Linked DNA regions of Homo sapiens: region 1 is linked to region 2. Evidence: chromatin loops called from intact Hi-C (ENCODE). Cell type or tissue: MCF 10A. All regions are shown on one strand. Links, peaks and the distances in the headings refer to the core of each region. The heading gives the core; the rest is flanking DNA.

The links. A loop is a pair of places that touch in the nucleus more often than their neighbours do. Peaks named below come from ENCODE experiments on the same cell type or tissue, not always from the same donor. Only the 100,000 strongest peaks of a DNase experiment are listed, where the experiment ranks them.
Region 1: a loop joins it to region 2, with 12 times the contacts of the local background. A loop is called at or near these places in 7 of 110 quality-filtered maps.

What each region holds. Positions count from the first base shown.
Region 1 is chr22:35,533,527-35,538,900 of GRCh38, reverse strand. It overlaps a transcript of RASD2 not described here. Among named protein-coding and RNA genes, the nearest start is that of RASD2, 4.6 kb to the left of the region's middle. In MCF 10A, for the core only: no CTCF peak of the experiment used is centred there; a DNase peak (open chromatin) is centred at 2,640.
Region 2 is chr22:35,586,278-35,591,651 of GRCh38, reverse strand. LOC107985590 (a long non-coding RNA gene) reads left to right here and starts at 2,876. Exons shown (of 5, transcript XR_007068163.1): 1 at 2,876-2,882; 2 at 3,778-3,924; 3 at 3,986-4,232. RefSeq lists an enhancer at 1,452-2,427. In MCF 10A, for the core only: no CTCF peak of the experiment used is centred there; a DNase peak (open chromatin) is centred at 2,221.

The DNA of each region.
Region 1 (5,374 bases), core at 271-5,270, 53 kb after region 2:
GGTTTGTGCTGGGCATGACACACACAGGCTGTGAGCCTTGAGCTGGCAGTGAACTTGGCAGTGGGAGGTGAGCAGGGTGGCACGCTTCACCTGGAAGGCTGGGGTCAGGAAGACTCAGGTCGCTGGGCCAGCTCTGCCACCTCCATCACGGAAATGTAGCAGACGGCCCAAGAACCAATTGCTCCCTGCTTCTGCAGAGTTGTTCAACAGAATGGGTCATGTCCCACTGACCATATCCCAGTCGCGAGGGGAGCTGCATGTGGAGTGAGAACCCTGGGAGGTCCACTTGCCCCAGCCTCTGTCTTCTGCTCCTGCCCTCCCCCACTCCTGGTATGGTAGGGCTCAGTCAATAAGCAAATACACATAAGGGATCAACTGATGCCCAAGGAAGCTTTGTGTAGCAACAGCACACTTCTCACATGTGCCTATTTTCCCCTTCCCCCCTCCCCACCCACTTGCTTTATCATCCCTCATCAGACCCTTTGTCATAGCTGCCCCCTTCGTCCCTGGGCTCCCTGTCACCCTCTCTCTCCCATATAACCTGTGACCATTTTAGCCCTGTTCTAAAACTGCCACCTCCTGCTCAAGAGTTTTCAAGGGCTCCCCATTGCTTAAGATATAAAATCTTGGGCTGGGTGTGGTGGCTCACGCCTATAATCCCAGCACTTTGGGAGGCCAAGATGGGAGGATCACTTGAGGCCAATAGTTTGAGACCAGCCTGGCCAACATAGCAAAACCCTACTACTAAAAATATAAAATATAATAATTTTATACTAAAAATATAAAAACTACCCAGGCGTGGTGGTGTGCGCCTATAATTCCAGCTACTCGGGAGGCTGGGACATGAGAATTGCTTGTATCCAGGAGGCAGAGGTTGCAGTGAGCCGAGATCGTGTCACTGTGCTCTAGCCTGGGCGACGGAGCAAGACTCTGTCTCAAAAAAAAAAAAAAGATATAAAGTCTAAAAATCTAAATTCCTTATCCTAGCGAACAAGGCCTCCAACCAGGACGTGATTCCCACCATGCCCTGCACTCAACCTCCATTCCAGCAAAATCAAATCACTTCCGGGTCTCTAAAGAAGAGAAGCTATCCCTCCTCTGAGCTTGTGTATGCTGGTTTCTTATCAGGGATACCCTTTTCTCTGTATTTACCCATCAAACTCCTACACATTCTTCAAAGCACTGTGTCCACACTTCTCCCCACAAAACTTACTCCCAGCCTTTCTAATGGTGTGAATCTCCTCCTCTGGGCTCCCACAGCACCAAAGCCTGGCTCTTGTGCTGTGGGTAACTGGTCCTCTCTTTAAGCCTCAGTTTCTTGGCCTGTAAAAGTGGGTGTTACAATAGTAGCTGCCTCGTGGAGTTGTTGGGAGGATTAAAATAAACTGCGAAGTGCTTCACACATAATGGCCTTCACCATGATTACTTCCTCCGTAGCCGGTGTTACTTCCTGCTTCATATTTTGGACACATGCCTCGTCACCCCCATTAGCATGTGAGCTCTTTTGAGTGGGGACCGAGCCTGATTCATCCTTTTATTCTCACATCATTAAGGGCAGCATCTCACACATTATAAGTTTTTAATAAATGCTTATTGAATTGTGTTCAGCCAAACAGTCTCAGAGCAGAAGAAACGTACAAGCTCTCCTTGGACACAGGGAAGGGTGGACAGACACAGTGAAGCAGAGTTTCACTTAGTCCTCCTAACAGCCCCACTTACAGAAGGGGAAACTGAGGTTCAGGGAGACTGTTCAAAACCAGGCAGCTAATGAGAGGCTGAGCTGGGGTCCAAGAGAAATTATTCCAATAGGAAAAAAAGCACACGTCAGGCTGCTTTTCTAGAACAGCAGTTCCTAATGCTGGCGGCGCATTAGAATCACCTAGGGGAGCTTTTAAAAGATACCAAAACCCAGGCTCCCCACTCAGAGATGCTGATTTAATTGCTCTGGAGTTGGGTTTCATCACCATACGGTTTAAAGCTCCCCTAAGTAATTCTAATGTGCACCCAGGGTTGCTAGAGCAGTAATTCTCAAAGTGTGGTCCCTGGACCAGCAGCATCAGCATCATCTGGGACTTGGAAATGCAGAATCTCAGGCCTCACTCTAAGCCGGTGAACCTGAAGCTTTGGGAGTGAGGCCAGGCCACCTGGTTTTAACCAGCCCTCCTGGTGATTCTGATGCAAGCCAAAGTTTGAGAAGCACTGGCCAGAAGATTGAAGTTGGCGATACCATAGAGGTCATGTGGCCCAGCCTTCCTGTTTTGTAGACAAAGAGATGGGGCTGGGCATGGTGGCTCACGCCTGTAATCCCAGCACTTTGGGAGGCCGAGGCAGGCAGATCGCAAGGTCATGAGATCGAGACCACCCTGGCTAACGGGGTGAAACCCTGTCTCTACTAAAAATAGAAAAAATTAGCTGGGCATAATGGCAGGCGCCTGTAGTCCCAGCTACTCGGGAGGCTGAGGCAGCAGAATGGCATGAACCCTGGAGGCGGAGCTTGCAGTGAGCCAAGATTGCGCCACTGCCCTCTAGCCTGGGCGACAGAGTGAGACTCTGTCTCAAAAAAAAAAAAAAAAAGAGACGGTTTGTGGCTTGACCAAGTTCAACACATGCTCATGACAGGCTCATTCTTTCCTGCTGAATGCACCATCCCAGACTACACAGCCTCTAACTGAGTCTCTTGCCTTGGCAGGCCTGGGCATCTGTGCCAGCCTTGAACTTCATCAGAGGTCAATGGGTCACCAGCTGCATAAGCTCAGCTGGACTGGGGCACTGGGTCAGGTGCCAGTCAGTACAGAGGGCAGATAGCCGGAACAGGCTGGCACCTCATCTGGCATTCAAGGCCTCACCAAACATCCCTGAAGGCAGACTGGCAATGACATGGGAGGAGGGGTGCCCCACCAGGCCAAAGATCAACAGGAGCACAGCTGAACCAGCCACACCCTGCCCCCGGTGCATCTGACCATTTCTGCCTCTTGCTGCCCCTCCCCCCACCCACTGAGCCCGATGATCCAAGCAAGCCCCAATTCAGTCAGGAGCCTGGGTTCTAATCCCAACTAAACAGAAGTTTGCTGTGTGACCCTTGAATGGGCCACTTAACGTCTCTGACCCTCATTGCCCGGCATTCTTCCTCCCCTCCTTTATGCTCCAGCCAAAGACACTGACTTGTAGTTCCCTGAGCTTGCCAGGCTCTCTGTACCCTAGGTCTTTGCACATGCTGGAGCCTGTGCCTGAGGGGCTGCTCATCTCTGGATTGCCAGCAGGCTCCTAGCTTTCCTTCTGGAATCAAGCATCACTGCCTCTGGGAAGTCTTGGTTGCTCTCTCTTCTGTGCTCCATGGAGCTGCCTTACAGAAATCTTTTGCTTTTGGATTCAACCCTCACTGTCTGAACTCTTGCTACTCATATCTGAAACTTGGGGTTCCAATAGATTTGGATAATGCATCATCTTTTACTCTCTGAACTTGCTATGTAAACTCTTTTTTTTTTCTTTTTTTTTTGGAGACAGGGTCTTGCTCTGTAGTTCACACTGGAGTGCAGTGTTGTGATCATGGCTCACTACAGCCTCAACCTGCTGGGCTCAAGCGATCCTCCCACCTCAGGCTCCTAAATACCTAGGATTACAGGCATGCACCATCACACCCGGCTAATTTTTAAATTTTTTGTAGAGACAGGGTCTTGCTATGTTGCCCAGGCTGGTCTCAAACTCCTGGGCTCAAGCGAGCTTCCTGCCTCTGCCTCCCAATGTGTTGAAATTACAGGTGTGAGCCACTGCATCTGGCCAGAGCTTCCTATATAAACTCTTGATGTCCAGAATCAATATCCAAATAGGTTTGAAAAGCATGTAATAATCTGTCATGGGGTCCTCGCCCTCTTGAGAGGAGAGGTGGTACTTGTCAATCAGTGGGCAGTAAAAGTTGGATGAATGAATAAATAGTGGTCAGTTTCTTCCTCTGTCCAACAAGAATGTTGGGTGCTCTCTGAGACCCATCCGAGTCTACATTTCCAAGCTGGTTTAATCCCACCACGGGTGATTCAGGTGCCTTCCAGCCCATGTGTTGTTTTTATGCAAATAAAAGAAAGGTTCCTTTCCCAGGCAGAGGCAGCCGTCTTTAAAGCTCTCAGCTTTGAGGGAAAGCTCTCAGTTTTGAAAGGAAAGGCACAAGCTATTTCCTCAGCTGAGTGCCCTTGCACAGTAAGCAACCTACACAACCATACAGGGCAGCCCTTTGTGACCTCATCTAGTCCTTGAGAATGCACCACAGAATATTTTTGCAGGGAACTATGATGACTGTGATCAACCAGGTTGGGCCAAGCTGAGTGGGCAGCCAGGAGAGAAAGAGCTGGAGTGGACCAGAGGCTTGCAATCACAATGAAGACCATTTATGGAGCCCCCACTCTTTGCAGGCACTGGGTGGATCCCTGTAATTACATGGACCCATTTTAGCCAGACCACAACCCTACGTGGAGAAGCATTATTAGAGTCATTTGTAGATGAGAAAACTGAGGCTGACAACACCTGAGCAAGGAAATAACAGAGCTTGAACTAAGTCTGACTGATAGCAACAGCTGCCTGGGCTAGGATCTGCTCTCGGATACAGCAGCAGTAACCACAGCTGCCTGTGTGTATGAAAATGCTTGTGATCCCCATGGAGGCTACCTGTGAAGCATGCAGGGCAGGGTTCTTGTTTCGGTTTTACAGGTGGCAGAACTGACACTCAGAGATATTCCACAACTTGCCCAAAGTCACTTGACTAGTTAGAGGCAGAGCCTGGACTTAAAGATATCTGGGTGTTTGAACAACTATCCTTTGATCTTTTTTTATGATGCCCTGTTGTCTTCTTAAGGCTTGGACTGCATCCCTCTTTCTAATGTCATCATCACCATCATTACCATCACTATCACCATCATCCTCATCATCACCATTGCCTTCATCACCATAATCATCACCGTCATCATCACCATCATCATCACCATCATCACCATCATCACTCTCATCATCATCCCCGTCATCACCATCATCATCATCACCATCACCATCATCACTGTGATCATCATCCCCATCATCACCATCATCATCATCACCATCATCACAATCATCACTGTCATCATCCCCATCATCGCTATCGTCATCATCACCACCATCACTGTCATCATCTTCCCCATCATCACTATCATCATCATCACCATCACCATCATCACCATCATCACTGTCATCATCATCCCCATCATCACCATCATCATCATCACTGTCATCATCACCATCATCACCATCATTCCCATCATCACCATCATCATCATTATCACCATTATCATCACCACCCTTACCACCATCACCACCATCATCATCATCACCATCACCACCATCATCACTATCA
Region 2 (5,374 bases), core at 195-5,194:
TTTTAACAACACAAAGTTCCAGGAGGTGGCTCATGACTGTGGCACTTTGGGAGGCCGAGGTAGGAGGATCCTTTGAAGTCCGGAGTTTGAGACCACTCCTGAGCAACATAGCGAGACCCTGCCTCTAAACAAAAATAAATAATATTTTAGTCCCAGCTACTTGAGAGGCCAAGGCAGGAAGATCACCTGAGCCTGGGAAGTTGAGGCTGCAGTGAGCCATAATCGCACCACTGCACTCCAGCCTGGTGACAGAGTGAGATCCTGTCACAAAATAAAATAAAATAAAATAATACAAATACAAAGAGTATTTCAAGAGGGCCTGAAATGTTTGTGTTTATCCTAAGGGGACTTGCCAGGAATGGGGTGGGTAGAGCCCCCTAAGGGCGTGAGGGCCCCCAAGTAGGCTGACCCAGGGGGCAGGCTGGGGAGAGCTGTCTCCCAGCCCCAACAGGTGCTGGCCAGGCCAGTCCTGGCACAGCCACCCGGGTGCTGGTGATAATCACGTCCTGGGGGTCAGCTTCAGCTAGAAAGGGACAGGTGTCGGGGGAGGGTGGAGGTGGCAGAGGGGACAGTGGCTCAGGCTGAGTCATCGTAGGAAGGCTGGCGGCTGCTGGGGGCTGGGAGTGTGGGCAGAGGGGACCGTTTCCATGGGGGAAGTAAGGCAGGAGAGGGGGTAATTATCAGGAACCTGTGACTGCGCCAATCAGTGCCAGAGAAGGGGTGGCCCTCAGGAGTTCCCGAAGGTACATTTAGCCACCCCACCCCTTCCCCAGTGGCTGCCTTATATATTTCCTTTTCTCCCTGTAACTCGAGGGTCTAGAGGCCGGACCAGTGCCCCTCCCCAGGCCCTTCACCCTCCAGCCCTGGCCCTCAGGACTCACAAACTCCCCGACCCTCCCAGCCTTTCTTCCAGTCCTAGATCCCTGAACCTAGGCCCCTGAAGCTGTCTGGCCACTCTGGATTCTGGCCCTAAGAAGGGTGGCTGAGGTTCTCTGGAGTCAGACAGACGTATTCCAGATCCCACCCACCATTTCTGAGCCGGGTGACCTTGGGCAAGCTCTGAACCACTCTGAGCCTCAGTTTCCTCATCTATAAAGTTGAGAGAACAGGCCACGCATGCTGGCTCATGCCTGTAATCCCAGCACTTTGGGAGGCCGAGGCAGGTGGATCACCTGGGGTCAGGAGTTCAAGACCAGCCTGGCCATCATGGCGAAATCCTGTCTCTACTAAAAATACACAAATTAGCTGGGCGTGGTGGCGGGCACCTGTAATCCCAGCTACTCAGAATGCTGAGGCAGGAGAATTGCTTGAGCCCGGGAGACGGAGGTTGCAGTGAGCCGAGATCGCACCATTGGACTCCAGCCTGGGTAACAGAGAAGACTCTGTCTCAAAAATAAATAAATAAAATAAAATAAAATTGAGAGAACACTGTTTTTATTGCAAAATGTTATTGTAAGACTTCAAAAAGCGGTGCCTGCAAAAAGGCCATATATCGTGTGATTCCATTTATATGAAACACCCAGAAGAGGCAAATTGATAGATACGGAAAGTAGATATGTGGCTGTCCAGGGCTAGAGGTGAGGCGGGTTGTGGCGACGGGGGCTAAGTGCTTCTGGGTTTCTTTCGGGGGGTGGTGAAAATGTTCTAAAGTGGATGTGGTGCTGGTTGCACACCTGTGGATATGCTAAGACTCACTGAACTGTGCACTTTGTTTTTGTTTGTTTGTTTTTGAGACAAGATCTCACTCTGTTGCCCAGGCTGGAGTGCAGTGTTGCAATCTCAGGCTCCCAAGTTCAAGCAATCCTCCTACCTCAGCCTTCCGAGTAGCTGGGACTAGAGGTGCATGCCACCACGCCTGGCTAAATTTGTTTATTTTTAGTAGAGATGGGGTGGGTCTCACTATGTTGCCTGGGCTGGTCCTGAACTCCTGGCCTCAAGCGATCCTCCTGCCTTGGCCTCCCACAGTGCTGAGTTTACAGGCTTGAGTCACCGCACTCAGCCTGTGCACTTTAACTGAGGAGAGCGTATGAGTGTGACTTGCTCTGGGTGGCAGCGGGGCTGCCTGGGCGCTAGAGGCTTACAGCCCAACCTTGTGGCTGTCTGGCCACCTACCCCATGTCCTGACCAGGGGCCAGAACTGAGTCATTTTCCAGAGGGCGGAGGCTGAGATTTTCTCACCCAGTGTGCTCATCCCTTACTCCCAGGAAGGGGAACGCCAGTCCAGGGTGACTGAGGTCTCAGGGGCCACTGCTAAGCTTCACTCCTTCCTGGCTGGCTCTGTGGCCTCGGGCAAGTGATTTCACCTCTCTGGCAGCAGTTTCCTCTTCTGAAGAAATGTAGATGATGAAATTCCCAGTCCTTATCTCACAGGCGGCTGTTAGGCTCAAATTTATGAGGACACCTCAAGAAGGGTTTAGTGCATCCTACATGCTTGGAAAATAGCTCATCATCTGCTAGGAGGGAGGCATGGGCAGGGGCAGAGTGTGGGCCAGAGACCCCGTATCCCATCCACTTTGTGCCAGAGTGGCAGGCTTTGTGAAGTCCAGCCCACCTCCTTCACATCCTTTCCTCTTATTTCCGCAGCAGCCTGTGCCCTACATGGCATTACGGATCTGGGACAGGAGGATCGGCCCCCCATGGCCTTGATTTGTTCATCTGTCAAATGAGGGGACTGAACCAAAAGAAGTCCAAGGTGTCTGACACTCACCTTGTTTCTGACAACCTTCACCTGCTCCCTGGCTCTGAACACCCACCGAGTGGCCACCTTTGTCTTCAGGATTCACCCTCACCTTGCCCATGGTCCTGTGGCTTCTTTTTTTACCCCTATTCCTTCTCCTGGCCCTTGGAGGAAGGGGCCCGCCTTTCTCCTGGCGTGATGGAGGGTGGGTTCAACAGCGTCTTGATGAAGTAACCTTGGGCATATCCTGGCTCTGGGCTTCAGTTTCCCCTGCTAAGCCCTCTCTGTCTTTGGGGGAGGATAGTGAAGAACCCCAGAATCTAGGGGTAGCAGGGGCCTTAAATGGCACTGGATTCAACACCAGACCCAATGCTTAAGGCCTCCACCGCACCCAGGCTATGCTTGCATACCTCTGGAGGGATGGGGAGCTCCCTGCTTCCCCAAGCAACCCACTCTGTCTGTTTGCTAGACAGCAGTGATTGTGTCTAACAGGGATCACACATAGTGGCTGGCACTGAGGCTCAAAAATGAACAGGAGCAGGGTGGCACAGAGGTAAGGACCTCGTTTGGGTTTGAATCCTGACTGTCTTCACCTCAGACTGGCTGTGTGTGGCCCGTGAGAGTGACTTAACCTAACCAAACCTCGGTTTCTTCATGGGCAGATGGCAGTAATGGTACCTGCCTTGCAAGGTTGTTGGAAAGGTTAGTGCTATGAAAACCAAACATCCCGGCACACATGAGTGTTTGTCTCATACCAGGCTCATTCATTCTCAGGGAATAGGTGCTATTGCCACCTGCATGTGTTCAGATGAATTGTTTAGAGGCACAGAGAGGTTAAGGAACTTGCCTGAAGTCACACAGTGACTGTGACGGATAGAGACCAGACCTGGACCCAGGCATCCTGTGCCCAGGCCCCTTGTACCCTCTCAGAAGGCATCCAGCTCTGTGCCAGCCCAACTATCTTCTCACGATGGTGTGGGCCTGAGTGCTACATGCTCCCTGGGCCCCAACATCCTTTTAGCCTCCGTTGCTCAGAGGACAAGAAGGGCTCAGGGTTTTCCGTTGTTACTTCCAGCTCTGTCCCAACCATATCATTTCAGATCCAGAGGACGAAGGCTCTGAGTCCAGCCAGAACCCTGGGGTGTGTAACCTTAGGAGGTTTGCTAAGGAGACCAGCATGACGAGCCGGCTGGAATCTGAGCTCTCTGACCCCCACTCCTGCCCCTACAGCCACTTGGTCCCATGGGGTGTGGCTGGACAGAAGCCATCCTCTTCCTTCTGCTCTGTCCAACTGGCTTCTACCGGTAGGTGACAGGGCAGTGTTCCCAGCAGTGGGACAAGAGGCACTGGCACCAGGCCATGAGCCATGCATTCCTAGCTCTGCAGGGCATGCATGCCACGCGGACTGTGACAGTGAGCTCTTCCAGGCCCCCAGTGAGCCTGAGAGGGGGTCTGGGAAGAGTCAAGAGACACCCAGACAGTGCCATGTGGCAGTGAAGCCTCTGGTCCCAATCTGCCAGGGTGCAAAGCCCCAGGACTGCTGGTGGGATGTTGGGTGAGTAATTTAACCTCACTGTTCCTATTTCTCCATCTATAAAATGGGTAGAGGGTAGCAGCCTTCTCATAAGGCTGTGTGACGGTTTCACATGTAAAGTACTTAGCACTATGCCTAGCACACAGAGAGGGCTCAGGGAGTGAGAATCATTGTTATTCTCATTCAGCATCCATCTCTCCACCTCTTTATACAACAACTACTTAGAAAGTGTTGGATTCAATTTTGCTCCATAACAAGGTACTCCAAAACGTAGTGGCTTAAAACAATCAGCATTTCTTCTTGCACACAAGGTGTGAGGATCAGGAATTTGGGACTGGCTTGGCTGGGTGGTTCTGGCTCAGGATCCCTCATGAAGTTGTGGGCAGGATGTTGGTCAGGGCTGCAGTCATCTAAGGCTGGACAGGAGAGAGGATCCACTTCCAAGGTGGCTCCCTCACAAGGCTGGCCAGGTCATGCTGGCTGTGGGCCAGAGGCCTCAGTCCCTCACCATGTGGATCTCTCCACAATGCTGCTTGAGTGTCTTCCCAACATGGCAGCTGTATTCTCCCAGAGCAAGTGGTCCAAGAGAGCCAAGGAGGAAGTGCAATATCTTTCATGACCCAGCCTCAGAGGTCTCACTTTGGCATTTACACAGTGTCCTCTCAGTAGCACAGGTCCTCTGCTCAGCGTGGAAGCGGACTCCACAAAGGTGTGCATACCAAGAAGCCAGGATCTCTGGGGACCCTCTGGGAGGCTGGCTAAACTCTGTTTTGCTTTAGGGATGCAGCAGTAAGCGAAATCACGGTGATTGCTCTCACAGTCAAGTACGACTATGTGTGTTTGTGGCTGTGTGTGTGCGTGCACGTTGAGTACAAAAGAACAACAGACAGCAAACTCAAAGAAATACCTTGAGACATATTCTACAAAGCAAACAGACAGAGTGGCATGATGCTGTATAACAGGGTGTTATAGAAAAGGCTTCTCCAAGGAGGGGGCTTTGGGATTGAGGCCCGAGGGTGAAACGAGCCCACCAGGGGCCAGGCAGTGAAAGAGGGTGTTGCAGGCAGTGGAACAGCATAGGCACACTCAGAGAGGTGGCAATGTGGTGGCCCCTGGATCTGGCCTGCCTGGTTTTAATGCCTCTTGGCCACCCTCTTTGACCT